Linked DNA regions of Homo sapiens: regions 1, 3 and 4 are each linked to region 2. A link is a contact called in ENCODE Hi-C or POLR2A ChIA-PET data. All regions are on one chromosome and are shown on one strand. Each heading gives the region's core, a stretch centred on a gene start or an enhancer-like site at or near the end of the contact. The rest is flanking DNA. Distances are from core to core; before and after follow the strand shown.

Evidence for each region. Hi-C counts contacts between places; a loop is a spot of excess contacts on that map. ChIA-PET counts read pairs that join two places held with the same protein, here RNA polymerase II (POLR2A). Pooled maps may share reads with other maps.
Region 1: a pooled map shows a loop between it and region 2 (32-fold over the local background). The contact joins the promoter of SLC35H1 here to the promoter of STK4 in region 2. A Hi-C loop is called at or near these places in 1 of 37 single-sample maps with no recorded cell type and 11 of 50 pooled maps. POLR2A ChIA-PET finds 5 or more read pairs at or near these places in 1 of 52 experiments (activated T-cell).
Region 3: a map with no recorded cell type shows a loop between it and region 2 (4-fold over the local background). The contact joins the promoter of TOX2 here to the promoter of STK4 in region 2. A Hi-C loop is called at or near these places in 1 of 37 single-sample maps with no recorded cell type and 2 of 50 pooled maps. POLR2A ChIA-PET finds 5 or more read pairs at or near these places in 1 of 52 experiments (A549).
Region 4: a map with no recorded cell type shows a loop between it and region 2 (6-fold over the local background). The contact joins the promoter of OCSTAMP here to the promoter of STK4 in region 2. A Hi-C loop is called at or near these places in 2 of 37 single-sample maps with no recorded cell type and 5 of 50 pooled maps.

What each region holds. Positions count from the first base shown.
Region 1 is chr20:46,363,175-46,365,874 of GRCh38, reverse strand. It overlaps SLC35H1 (solute carrier family 35 member H1), which reads left to right and starts at 1,450. Exons shown (of 10, transcript NM_015945.12): 1 at 1,450-1,504. LOC124904917 (a long non-coding RNA gene) reads right to left here and starts at 1,336. Exons shown (of 3, transcript XR_007067614.1): 1 at 1,155-1,336. RefSeq lists a silencer at 1,310-1,729.
Region 2 is chr20:44,965,097-44,967,796 of GRCh38, reverse strand. It overlaps STK4 (serine/threonine kinase 4), which reads right to left and starts at 1,285. Exons shown (of 11, transcript NM_006282.5): 1 at 1,194-1,285. The coding sequence starts at 1,228. STK4-DT (STK4 divergent transcript) reads left to right here and starts at 1,339. Exons shown (of 3, transcript NR_038341.1): 1 at 1,339-1,680; 2 at 2,112-2,235; 3 at 2,349-2,700. RefSeq lists an enhancer at 1-70 and a silencer at 1,211-1,460.
Region 3 is chr20:43,913,421-43,916,120 of GRCh38, reverse strand. TOX2 (TOX high mobility group box family member 2) reads right to left here and starts at 1,269. Exons shown (of 9, transcript NM_001098797.2): 1 at 1,131-1,269. The coding sequence starts at 1,229. RefSeq lists enhancers at 97-814, 815-1,532 and silencers at 1,029-1,118, 1,169-1,278, 1,299-1,398, 1,499-1,618.
Region 4 is chr20:46,549,354-46,552,053 of GRCh38, reverse strand. OCSTAMP (osteoclast stimulatory transmembrane protein) reads left to right here and starts at 1,400. Exons shown (of 3, transcript NM_080721.3): 1 at 1,400-1,537. The coding sequence starts at 1,494.

The sequences.
Region 1 (2,700 bases), core at 201-2,700, 1.4 Mb before region 2:
ACACACACACAGACACACACCTGCTGGTTAAGAGTGTTCACAGATTGCTGCACTGGGACGAAGCGTTTTCTGCTCAACCCTGCTGGGTACAGCAAGGTAAGGCATACTGTACACCCCCATGAACACATCCTCCCTCTTCTCCCTGCCAGGGACACAGCCAGGGAACAGCTCGAGTACTTGTGCCTTACAAAGAAGACACGCTCTTTACCCTGTGTGTTGCCTGTGCATAGTGCCCAGCCTTCCAGCTGGTGTTTTAGGCTGTTGCTCCAAACCTTGGCCTTGGTAGCTGGGAGACTTAAATGAGGGTGGTGATGAAAATAGATCTCTTGCCTCTGAGAGAGAAGGGTGTGAGGACAGGCTCTTTCAAAAGGCATAGAAAGTGCATGCAATACAAGCCTGAGGACTGAATAAAGCCAAGACCTTGGGCAGTGATGGGTACCATTGTAGGTGCTTGGTAAGCACTGAATGAACTAATGCCTGCATGATGCCAGCTGGCGGCGGTGACAGCCGCAGTTTGCATAAAACACTGCTTACACTCTGGCCTTGAGCCTTCTGTTCAGAGGGGCCAGGGATCCCAGCTGAGTCACTTGTAAGGATCCATGTTTGCAGCTGGTCTTACTGCCAGAGAGCCCAGGAGGAGGCTAGAGGAGGGCGAAAGGCACAAAACTGGGTCTGAATGTGCAACCCTAGCTTGCCCTGGCCTAATGTTCTTGACTGCAAATGCTGCCCTTTTAATCCATCCCGCAAGATGAAGAAAATCTGAACTCCCTAGGCTGGCATTTTGGGGCCACTGCAACCTGCCTCTTGGCTACTTTAACCACCACAGTTACAAACAACCTGTGAGCCCCAGGCACGGCTGGAGCTTTCTCACCCTCCTTTAGGATTCTCCCATTTCCTCTATCTGGGATGCTCTCTCCCTACTCAACCTATTGAAGTTGAGATAATTCTTAGAAAGTTTCATACAGAAAATATTTCACAAATGTTTCGTATTACTTCTGGATCGCCCAAGTTTTAAGTTGTAATGGCCCCAGCTGGCCTGAGCTCCCAGAAGAAAAAGCCCATGAGATACTTATCTTCGTGGTTCATTCCATGGTTGCCCAGCATTAGACTGGACATAAGAAAAACAATTTGTTCAGTAAAAGTAAACAAGTTACCATTTTTTGGATGCTCACTGTATGCAGAACACTAGCAGGCACCGGGGTTCCAAAGCAAGCCCCTGATTGAGCGCGGGAGAGACGCAGACAATTACACGGCTGTGCTCTGAGCCTGAGGGACTTCGCGGAGGACAAAACTACGCTGTACCTCAGAAAGACCAGACCACCTCAGAACCCGACCACAACAGACGCCCCGCCCCCGTGCTGCCCCGCCCCGCCTTTTCGCCCCGGCTCCGCCCAGCCCCTGGGTAGCTTCCGGCGGAAGTTACCGCCCGTGCCGCGGTTCGGCGGCGGCATCCGGCCTCGCACTTCCGGTGGGGAGATTCCGGCCTGGAGCTCCCAGGGCCGAGGTGAGTGGGTGTGCGGCCGGCCTCCCGGCGCACTCCCAGAGGCTGGGGGGCCGGGGCTGGAGAAGGGAAGCGGGCTCCCCACCCGGGATCTGCGCGGGTTGACATGGGGCACGCCACGCCCCTGCCCCTCCCCGGGCCTCAGTTTCGCCGTCTGTGGAGGGGGCAGGGGTCTCCAAGCGCCCTCCTGCAAGGCACCTGCCGGACGCCGGCTCATCTGGTATTTCCTGAGCACCTGCGACGTCCTGGGTGCGGGACCCGGGCCGGAATCGGACACGGCCCTGCCCTCTGAGGGGCTGCTTCCCGCGGTGGGATTGGGGCGGGCAGTAAACACGTGAGCAAACAAGGAAACGTCAGAGGTGGGAGTGCCACGAGGATTGGGAGGGGTGGGGCATTGGAGAAAGTATTCAGCCAAGCGGAGGTCTGCGGAAGGGAGCTGAAGGCAGGAAGAGCAGCAAGTAAAGAAAAACACAGGTTTGATGTGTTTGACACGTGGCAGGGGGCCGCTGTGGCGGGTGCTGGGACCAGTGGCAGAAGAATGAGGTTACAGAGGCCTTCCTTGTGGACCAGGCTGAGGAGCTGGGCTTAGCCTTAGGGCATGATCTGTTTCGTGTGCCATCTCTCTGGCTGCTTTATAGATTCCAGGCCTTAGGGGCGAAAGAGGAAACAGGGAGACCAGTTAGACCAGTGGCAGTCAGCAGGTGAAAGATAATTGTGGCTTAGACTGTGGTAGTGGGAATGGAGAGGAAGAGAAGTAGAGGGGTCAAGAAGTGTATTGAAAGTGGAACTGACAGGGCAGGATTTGAGAAATGACAGAAATAAGTGGTCAAAGATGACTTCATCATAGATTTTTGGTTTTGGCTTAAGTAACCAAGTGTATTATGCTGGCATTTACTAAATGACTTTGGGATAGATTGGGAGCGTGAGAAATAATTACGAAATCTTCTTAGGGCATCTTAAGTTTTAGATATTTGGAGTGCAGCTACCAAATAGGCAGTTAGATATATGAGTCTGATACAGAAAAGGTCAGGGCTGATGTAAAGAATTTAGAAATCATTGGCAAGTGGATTGGGTAGGATGAGATTATGTAGGGTAAGATTTAAGAGAGAAGAGAAGCCAGGTTCCAAGCTTTAGGCACCCAATTTTTATAGATTGAGTTGACAAGAAGGTGCCAGCAAAAAAGACCAATAAGGAGTCCA
Region 2 (2,700 bases), core at 36-2,535:
CCCAACCACCTATTTGCCTTCTGCAATGTTTGTGCACCTCAAACATCCCCAAGCTCAAACAACCCCTAAGAGTGCTGCCCAGGCAGTCAATCCCTTCTCTTCACCTCTTGGTTGCCCTGCACTTCCACACCCTGAACACTTCCTTCTTTAGAGCTCATTCTGCTGCAGGAAGTCAGACGTCTCTGTGAAATAGAAGTAACCACACTGAACCTCAGAGAAGCATGACTCCTTCGGTCTCTAGTCCCTACTTTTCTCCAGATGTGGTAGAGTGGCAAAAGACCCGGGATGTCCACAAGGGAAATCCAGGAGTTGAGATTTTCTAGGATCAGCCACCATCCTGATCTTGAACTAAAGCAATTCCAGGTACCACTAGGATTTGGTGCTGATATTCACAAAACAACTGAGGCCTGAAAAGGGCACAGACTGGCAGGGTTCAGTGACCCGGAGTAAAGAAGGAAACACTTCCCAACTACTCTGGACCTCAGTCTCCCCATCTCGAAAATATCCTCTTATTTCCTTACCTACCTCCCAATGTCAGGTTCTGAAGAGCTGAGGAGGATGTGAAGACCATTAGGAAGACACTGAACATCAGTAATAAAAGATGCCATCCTACAGTGGGGACACCACCAACAGCATCCTCTGAAATGCTACCCTCCACCATCCCCTCCCTTGCTAGACCCTCAACCTTTCCTCGCATGCTTTCAGCCTTAGGCGCAAAGCTTTTCCCCTCCACAGATCCCCCCACCGCACCCCTCAAGTGGGACTTCAGACCCTTAGAAAGTCCACCCGGCCTTCCTCTTGGCCAGTTCTCGATCCACCCCCTTAAAGAGATCCCTCACAGATTCTCACCCTGCTTCAGCATTCGCCCCCACCTCCGTGAGTCCCTGCTTGGATAGCGTTCCCCCGAGTGGCCCGGCCTCAGCAGGTACTCTCCCTAACTTGTCCCCACGTTCCTCAGCACAGTCTCACCACAGCGAGTGCTCCCTCTAACCGGTCCCAAGTCTAACCTCCTTAGCAGATGCTCCCCTCAGCCGGACCCTCACCCACCAGACGTCCCCCCCCTCACTCAGCAGGTGCCCCATCGGCTGGGTCGCTTAGCTCCGGGGACTCCCACACAGGTGTATCCCCTCAACCAGTTCCCGCCTTTTCTTCCCCTGACCCCATGCCCGTCCTCTTAGCCAGTGGCCCCTCACCGGCGCGGCGGGTTCCTCAGCTGTACCGTCTCCATGGCGCTGCCAGCAGCCGCCCAGACCCGCTCACTGCTCCATCCTCCCGCGGACCTCCTGAGCCCGCCCCGCAGACCCTCCCACACTTCCGCTTTCCGCCCCTACCGGAAGCGGCGCGCGGCGCGGGAGCGGGGCGGAGCCACGGCCCTGATCACGTGGTTCGGGCGTGAGTCTTGTGGCGCGGTGGGGCGCGGACCCGGAACCGCCAAGTGGTGAAGGCGCCTCCAGGCGGTGCCCGCTGGTCTCTAGAGTGTCAGTGGCGCTGTCTTCCTGCGTTACCGGAGCGCACAAAATACTCGGTCCCCAGGCCGAGAACGCACCTCTACCTGGGTCCTGGGTCCCATTTCACAGACTGAGATGCGTGAAGCGCCTCCTTTAGAAGAGCTGACAATTCTTAGCAAACCAAGTTTTGCGTGATTTTGGGGAGGCGGCGCTGCCCCAGGAACGCCTGGAGGTATTTGTGGTTTTCTGCCGCTTACCTGGTTGAACTCTGGTCCCAACGGGCCCCCTGCACATTTTCTCCTACAATGCATCAACGCGCAAATTGCCCCACTGTCTTTCTTAAAGGCCTCCCCTTTAAGTCAGTTTGCAGACATAAAAATAAGCAACATTAATTAAGCATTTGCCGTGTACTTGTCTTCATATATTATCTCATTTAATCCCCTGTGTCAAGCCGATAAGGTCATCCCCGTTTTTATTTATTTAATGATTTAACACAGTCCCTAAACGTTTTCAGTGCTTTACCTCATTTAATACTCCTAACAACCTAGACGGTATTATTATTATTCCTACTTCATAAGGCCAGAGAGGTGAAGTATCTAGCCCAAGGTCACATAGCTTAGAGTATAGGTTTGGGGATTTAAATCCAGTTTGGTCTGATTTCAGGGCCTGCACCACCAAACTGGACAGCCATGGGTGTGTAACCTCTTTTTGGGCCTGAGAAACAGACCTTTCTCTCCACTCAGAGCTCCGGCTTCAGCTATTGTGCTTCCGAATGCCACTACCATCAGTAAGTATTAGGAAAATGGCAGATTCTACCCAATTGACCCATGGGGAAAGTTATAGGAGAAAACTTAACCAGAGCAACCTCTCACTGTTTTTAATTGCCTTGCTTTTCCCAAGGATATGCCATCTACAGAACTTAACACCTGAGCACCCACCCTTCAGGGCCACCCATGGGCCCAAAACGGGATAAAGGAGCCATTCCCTGACATAGGAGGAAAACATTTGCTGAGAAGCTACTGTGTGCCAGACACAATCTTGGACTTTCACTTAATCCTCAAAACAGCCCTAGGAAGAAGTACCTACCGTTAACAGATAAGAAAGCTGAGACCCACGGTTTACACAGCTAAGGAGAGCAAAGGTTTTAACCCAGGACTGTCCTGACTCCACAACATCAAAGTTGTTGTTTTGTTTTTGGTGTTTTGTAGAAACAGGATCTCCCTATTATTACCCAGGCTGGTCTCAAACTCCT
Region 3 (2,700 bases), core at 20-2,519, 1.1 Mb after region 2:
CCGCGCTTGGCTCCAGCCGGCCCGGGACCGACGCACCGACTGGCGGACGCGCGGACAGTCTGGCTTCCTAACTAAGTTTGAAAGTTCCCTCTCCGGCGACCGAAGGGGACGCGGACTGCTTAGAGGCACCCAACCCATCCAGGCTGGGCCAGACCCGGCAGTGGGACCTGACGCCTCGGGTTCGGGGTTCCAGGCACGCAAGCCTCCATCACTGGGAATGCGCCCGGCGCAGCGCAGCTGGGACCTGGCTGGGGTGGGGGGATAGATCCTGGAAACATGGAGGAGGGAGGGTGTCCGGCACTACAGCCCCAGCCTGGAGGGACGCCGGCTCACCGCTCCCGGGAGGACACAGGCCTCGATTGGCCGCAGCCTACTCGGAATCCGAGGCCCCGCCAGGCAGTGACGGCCAATTAGTAAACTGCCCAATTAGTGTGCTGCGGCGCTGAGAAGTTAAACCTCGACGCGCGAGTGTGGATGACCGAGGTGTGGCCGTCCCTGGGTGTGACCGCGTGTGACTGTGTGGCCGTCAGGACGATCTGTGTCTGAGGCTCACCGTCCAGGGGGGTGGCTGTGTGTGACAGCGTGCGCCTGGGTGAGGCGTTGTGGCTGCGAGAGTGTGACTGTCGGGCGACTTCTTTGTGTGACTGTCCCCCGTTGTGCCTGGGTGTGACAGCGGGTGGGGGCATGTCACGGTGTGTGGGGCATCGGAGCGTCTGTGGGTGACTCGTCTGTGGCGGTGAGGCTGTTTGCGGGTGAGTGGTTGCGTGTCGTTGTGTATAAGTGACTGTCAGGGTGACTTGCGTGGGACGGCGGGACCGTGTAAGCAGTGCCTGGCCGCCTGCGTGTGGCTGTGGGTCACTGTGACGGCTTGTGAATGACTGCGAGGCTGTCAGGGGGACGCGAGTGAGGGGCCACTGTGTCGTCGCACGGGTGGCTGTCGGGATGACTTCTGCCCGCGATCCCAACAACTCAGGGCGTGAGCGTGGCCGCGAGGGGATCGATGTGAGCCGCCCGTGCCCGTCGGCGGGGCTGATGTGCGCGGCCCCGTGTGACCCCGGGAGCGCCTGAGTCCCGAGCTGCCAGGTGACTCCGGCCCCGCCCGCCGGGGACCCCCGCCCGCCCCCGCCTACCTTGCCGCCGTGGTAATAGTCCAGGTGCGCCAGGCCGGCCGGCTCGGCCCCGGGCCGCGCGCCCACCGCGGGCGCCGAGGGGTACAGGCGGACGTCCATGGCGGGCGCGGCGGCGGCGGCGGCGGCTCCCGCGGGCAGTGCCTGGGCGGGCGGCGGGTGGGAGCCAGTGTGCGAGCGGGACTGCGAGCGCGGGGGGCGGGCCGGGGGCGGTGCCCAGAGGAGCGCCCCGCCCCCGCCCCCGCCCCGCCCGCGCGCGCTATTGTTCCGGCCTCGGGCGCTGCCTAGGGCCGGGGGCCCGGGGGCCCGGGCCGGGGCGTGGAGGTCCTTCCTCCGGGCTGGGCCGCCGCCGGGTCCCCCGCCCGGCCCTGCATCCCTGAGGGGGGCGCGCCTGTCCAGACGGCGCTTTTCCGTCCCGCCTTTCGCCACCCACGGTGAGGAGAGAAGCCCGAACGGCACCCCTCCCCAGAAGTGGGACACTCCCTTGCCCTAAATATTTGAGGCGGCGCTAGTCCCCGCCCCGCGGCGTGGGTGCGGGGGGAAGAGGAAGGTGGTGACAGGACCACTTTGGAGATGGGTGCTGCCTTACCTGGGGGGACGCAGGCCAGCGCCGGAGGATGCTCTTAGCATGCCCGCCCCCTCCTCGTCTCACTGATCTGAGTCAGCTTGACAGCCCCCCCTGGAGATTGCCGCGCTTAAACTCTCACTCACATATGGGGAAACTGAGTCAAAAACTTGCAGCATCAGTAATGGAGCTCCAGGCGGGTGGGCTCCGTTGCCCCCAAAGGATCCAGAGCTGAAACCACTTGGAGAAGGCAGCAGGACCCCACCCCTTTTAATGATAGGGAGGGGAGGGCCGCAGGAATGCCTAGAGCCCGAAGCTCTGAAGAGGGGTCTAGGATCTGCCCACAGTCACGGTCTCTTGGAGTGAGGAAAGGAAGAAAATGAGATTGGAATGGGATGGCTCTGATGGTGGGTCAGAAAGGTGACTGTGAAATGGGGTTCCTCCCCAACCAAAAAAAAAAAAAAAACCCTCTAGTTCTTGATATCACTTGCTGGTTGCTAGACTGTTGCACCCCCATCCCCCTTTTCATGCAAGAATTGTCTACACTAGCAATCTCCCCTAGCAATCTCACTGCTCACTGACTGCTCCAGGTATGTCTGACTGGGAGAGGCCAGGAGGCGAAGTCAGCCAGAATGGCATTCTTGTGTGGCACCAGGATATAGGATGCCATTGGGAGAAAAGGACTTGAGCTTCCTGCCCACTCAGGAGCTAGCTTAGAACTTAGTTCTCAACTGCTGCTTGGGCTTTGCTGGTCCTGGCCTAGAACTAGGACCATAAGAAAGATGCATTAACAAAAGATAGGTGTGGGAAACAGGCATTCACTGAAGGCTTGGGAACAACAGAGGGAAATTATAGCTCAGAAAGGAAAGAACTTCCAAATAAATTTCAGCAGTCATTGTTTCTAGAAATACAATGCCACACCTCATCAGAAAAAAATTTCCATTGTCCTGTGTCCATTTTTTTCATCTGGATATCCAACTGACCAGCACTCTTTATTGAAAAGATCAC
Region 4 (2,700 bases), core at 151-2,650, 1.6 Mb before region 2:
CCCTATCCAGGCCGCAGGACATTCCCCTTCAGGCCTGAGAGTGACCCAGGCAACATGTCCTTATAAGGGAAAGTGGCTGTGCCCCTACTGGTCCATCCCACAGAGGGGGAGCCTGGGGGGCTCAGGGGAGGCCTGCTGGGAGTGATGGGGTACAGAGATGCTGGAGAGGTGTCTGCATTCCAGGTAGGAACTGGCTTTCAGGACAGCCTGAAAGCAGACCTGCAGGGCACTAACTGCAGAGGGTGTGCGTGGGGAATTTACATTATTGAGTACCTACTATTTGCAGTACCAGCTGTACTATGAAGTAATCACGAGGTCTGTGAATTATCCCCTCCACAGCAGCAGAGCCCAGTGGCTAACTGGTATACCCTGAAGCCAGCCCGCTGGTTAGAAATCACGGCAGTACCATTAATAGCTGAGTGGCGTGGTTGGCGACGTAGCTCTCTGAGTCTCAGTTTTCTGAGCTGAAGAATGAAAATAACATCTTTACCATAAAGGGATGTTCAAAGTAAGTGTTCAGTGAATTTGAAGAGAAATTGTTTAGAAGAATGCCTGATACATAGTAAGTGCTCAATAAATGTTAACTGTTATTTTCATTAACTATTTTTTTTTGAGACGGAGTCTCGCTCTGTGCCCAGGCTGGAGTGCAGTGACGTGATCTCAGCTCACTGCAACCTTGTCTCCTAGGTTCAAGTGATTCTCCTGCCTCAGCCTCCCGAGTATCTGGAACTACAGGTATGCACCACCACAAACCAGATAATTTTTGTATTTTTAGTAGAGACAGGGTTTCACCATGTTGGTCAGGCTGATCTCAAACTCCTGACCTCAGGTGATCCACCCCCCTCAGCCTCCCAGAGTGCTGGGATTACAGATGTGAGCCACTGTGCCCAGCCTCATTAAACTTTTTTTAAGGGGAGAAAACCAGCAGAGAGATATGAGGTCACCTGCCCAAGGTCTCATAGCTAGGGAGGGACAGAGCTGAGATTTGAAGCGAGGTACAAGTCAGGCTAAAGACAGGAAGGGGGCTGGGGAAGGAGACCAGAGCCACTGCTCCCAGTACTTGGCAGGGGTCTGATTATCACCTGTGAGTCCCAAGAGCAGGGATCAGGCTCCCCTTGGGGCACACAACTATGGAGTGGGAGGGAAAGGGAAGCTGTATGGTTTCTCTGTGCCTCAGTTTCCTTCTCTGTAAAATGGGGCTAATTCTACCTTCCTGCTACCAAGATTAGAGACATCGCTTGGAAAAGGCTGTCTTTTCCTCTTCCCACACCTTCCACCCGCTCTTGCTTGTGGGCAGAGGATGAGGCAGCTTGCCCAACCCTCTGGGAGGTGGGCCCCGAAAAGGGCGGGACAAGGCAGCCAGGAGAGCTTCATTAAAGAGTGGAAAAGCAGAAGTGGCAGGGATTCCCAAGTCCCAGCGATTCCCCCACTTCCTCTCCACCTGCCACAGCTGCCAGCGACCGCCCGCCTGAAACCACTGCCATTTGGACAGCATGCCAGGCCACCCAGGAGCAGCTGAGCAACTTGTCAAGACCGGGTAGGTCTGGGGACTTTGGACACTGAGGGCTACAGGTGAGAAAACAGTCAGCCATTGGGGGTGATGGATATGAACCCAAATCTTCAGCTCTGCCATTCCTTGGCTATGTGACCTTAGGCAAATCCTCAGTTCTCTGTGAGCCTCAGTTCCCCATCTGTGAAATGGAAGTAATAATGACATCTACAAGACTGTTGCCAGAATTGAATGAGAAAACACATGCTTAGTACTTGGCACCTGCTTGGCTCAGAGGAAGCACTCACTAAACAGCAGCTAGTTTCCTTGCCATTTTCAATACCCCGTGCAGGAATTGTCATCCAATATGACTTAGGACTGGCTTTCAATCCTTAAAATTGTTTTTATTATTAGCTATTATTCCAAAAGCTACTGTGTTCCAAATATTAATTATATAGTAGAAGGGGGTGTTTAGTCCCAAATTCAAATGCCTTCGGGAGCTGGGAAGGGGTTGCACCTGTGGAAGGCCACCTGGGTGTGCAGACGGACCCGTTCATTGATCAGCAGGATGCAGTCTGCAGGGCTGCTCCCCTGTCAAAGGTGGGTAGTGGATACTCAGCTCCAGCTACCTGTTGCAAAGGTGGGAGCTCTAACCCAGATCTTCTTATCTCTCAAGAAAAGCTGGAAACCCAGATTTTAATGTGAAACTTCCTTATTTCCAAATGGGGGCAGCTTACACACACACACACACACACAGAGTGGGCCACAATAAGGCACATTTGCATATGATTCAGCCTTTAGGGCTTCAAGGTTGTGACCTTCACTCCAGCCCCACAGGCCTCACTGCATCTCAGCTTCCCACTGTTCTGGTTCTCCCAACTCCCTATTTCCCGATGGTCAGAGCACAGGACCTTTGCACACGCTGTTCCTTCTGTCAGGGATGTCCAACTCCCTTCTTCACCCACAAACTGACACTTGTCCTTCCACCCCCAGCTGGAATGTCACCTCTTCCAGGGAGCCTTCCTGACTCCCAGGTAAAACTGGGTCACTCTCCATCTATCCCACCCCAGTCCAGGCCCAGGCATACTATGCTCAGAATTCTTTGTTAATGAACTTAAACTCTAATGGTCTATTTAAGTCTCCTCAATTAGACTGTGAACTCCTTTAGTGGGACCAGGACTTAATTCATCTTTGTGTCCACAGGGGTCAGC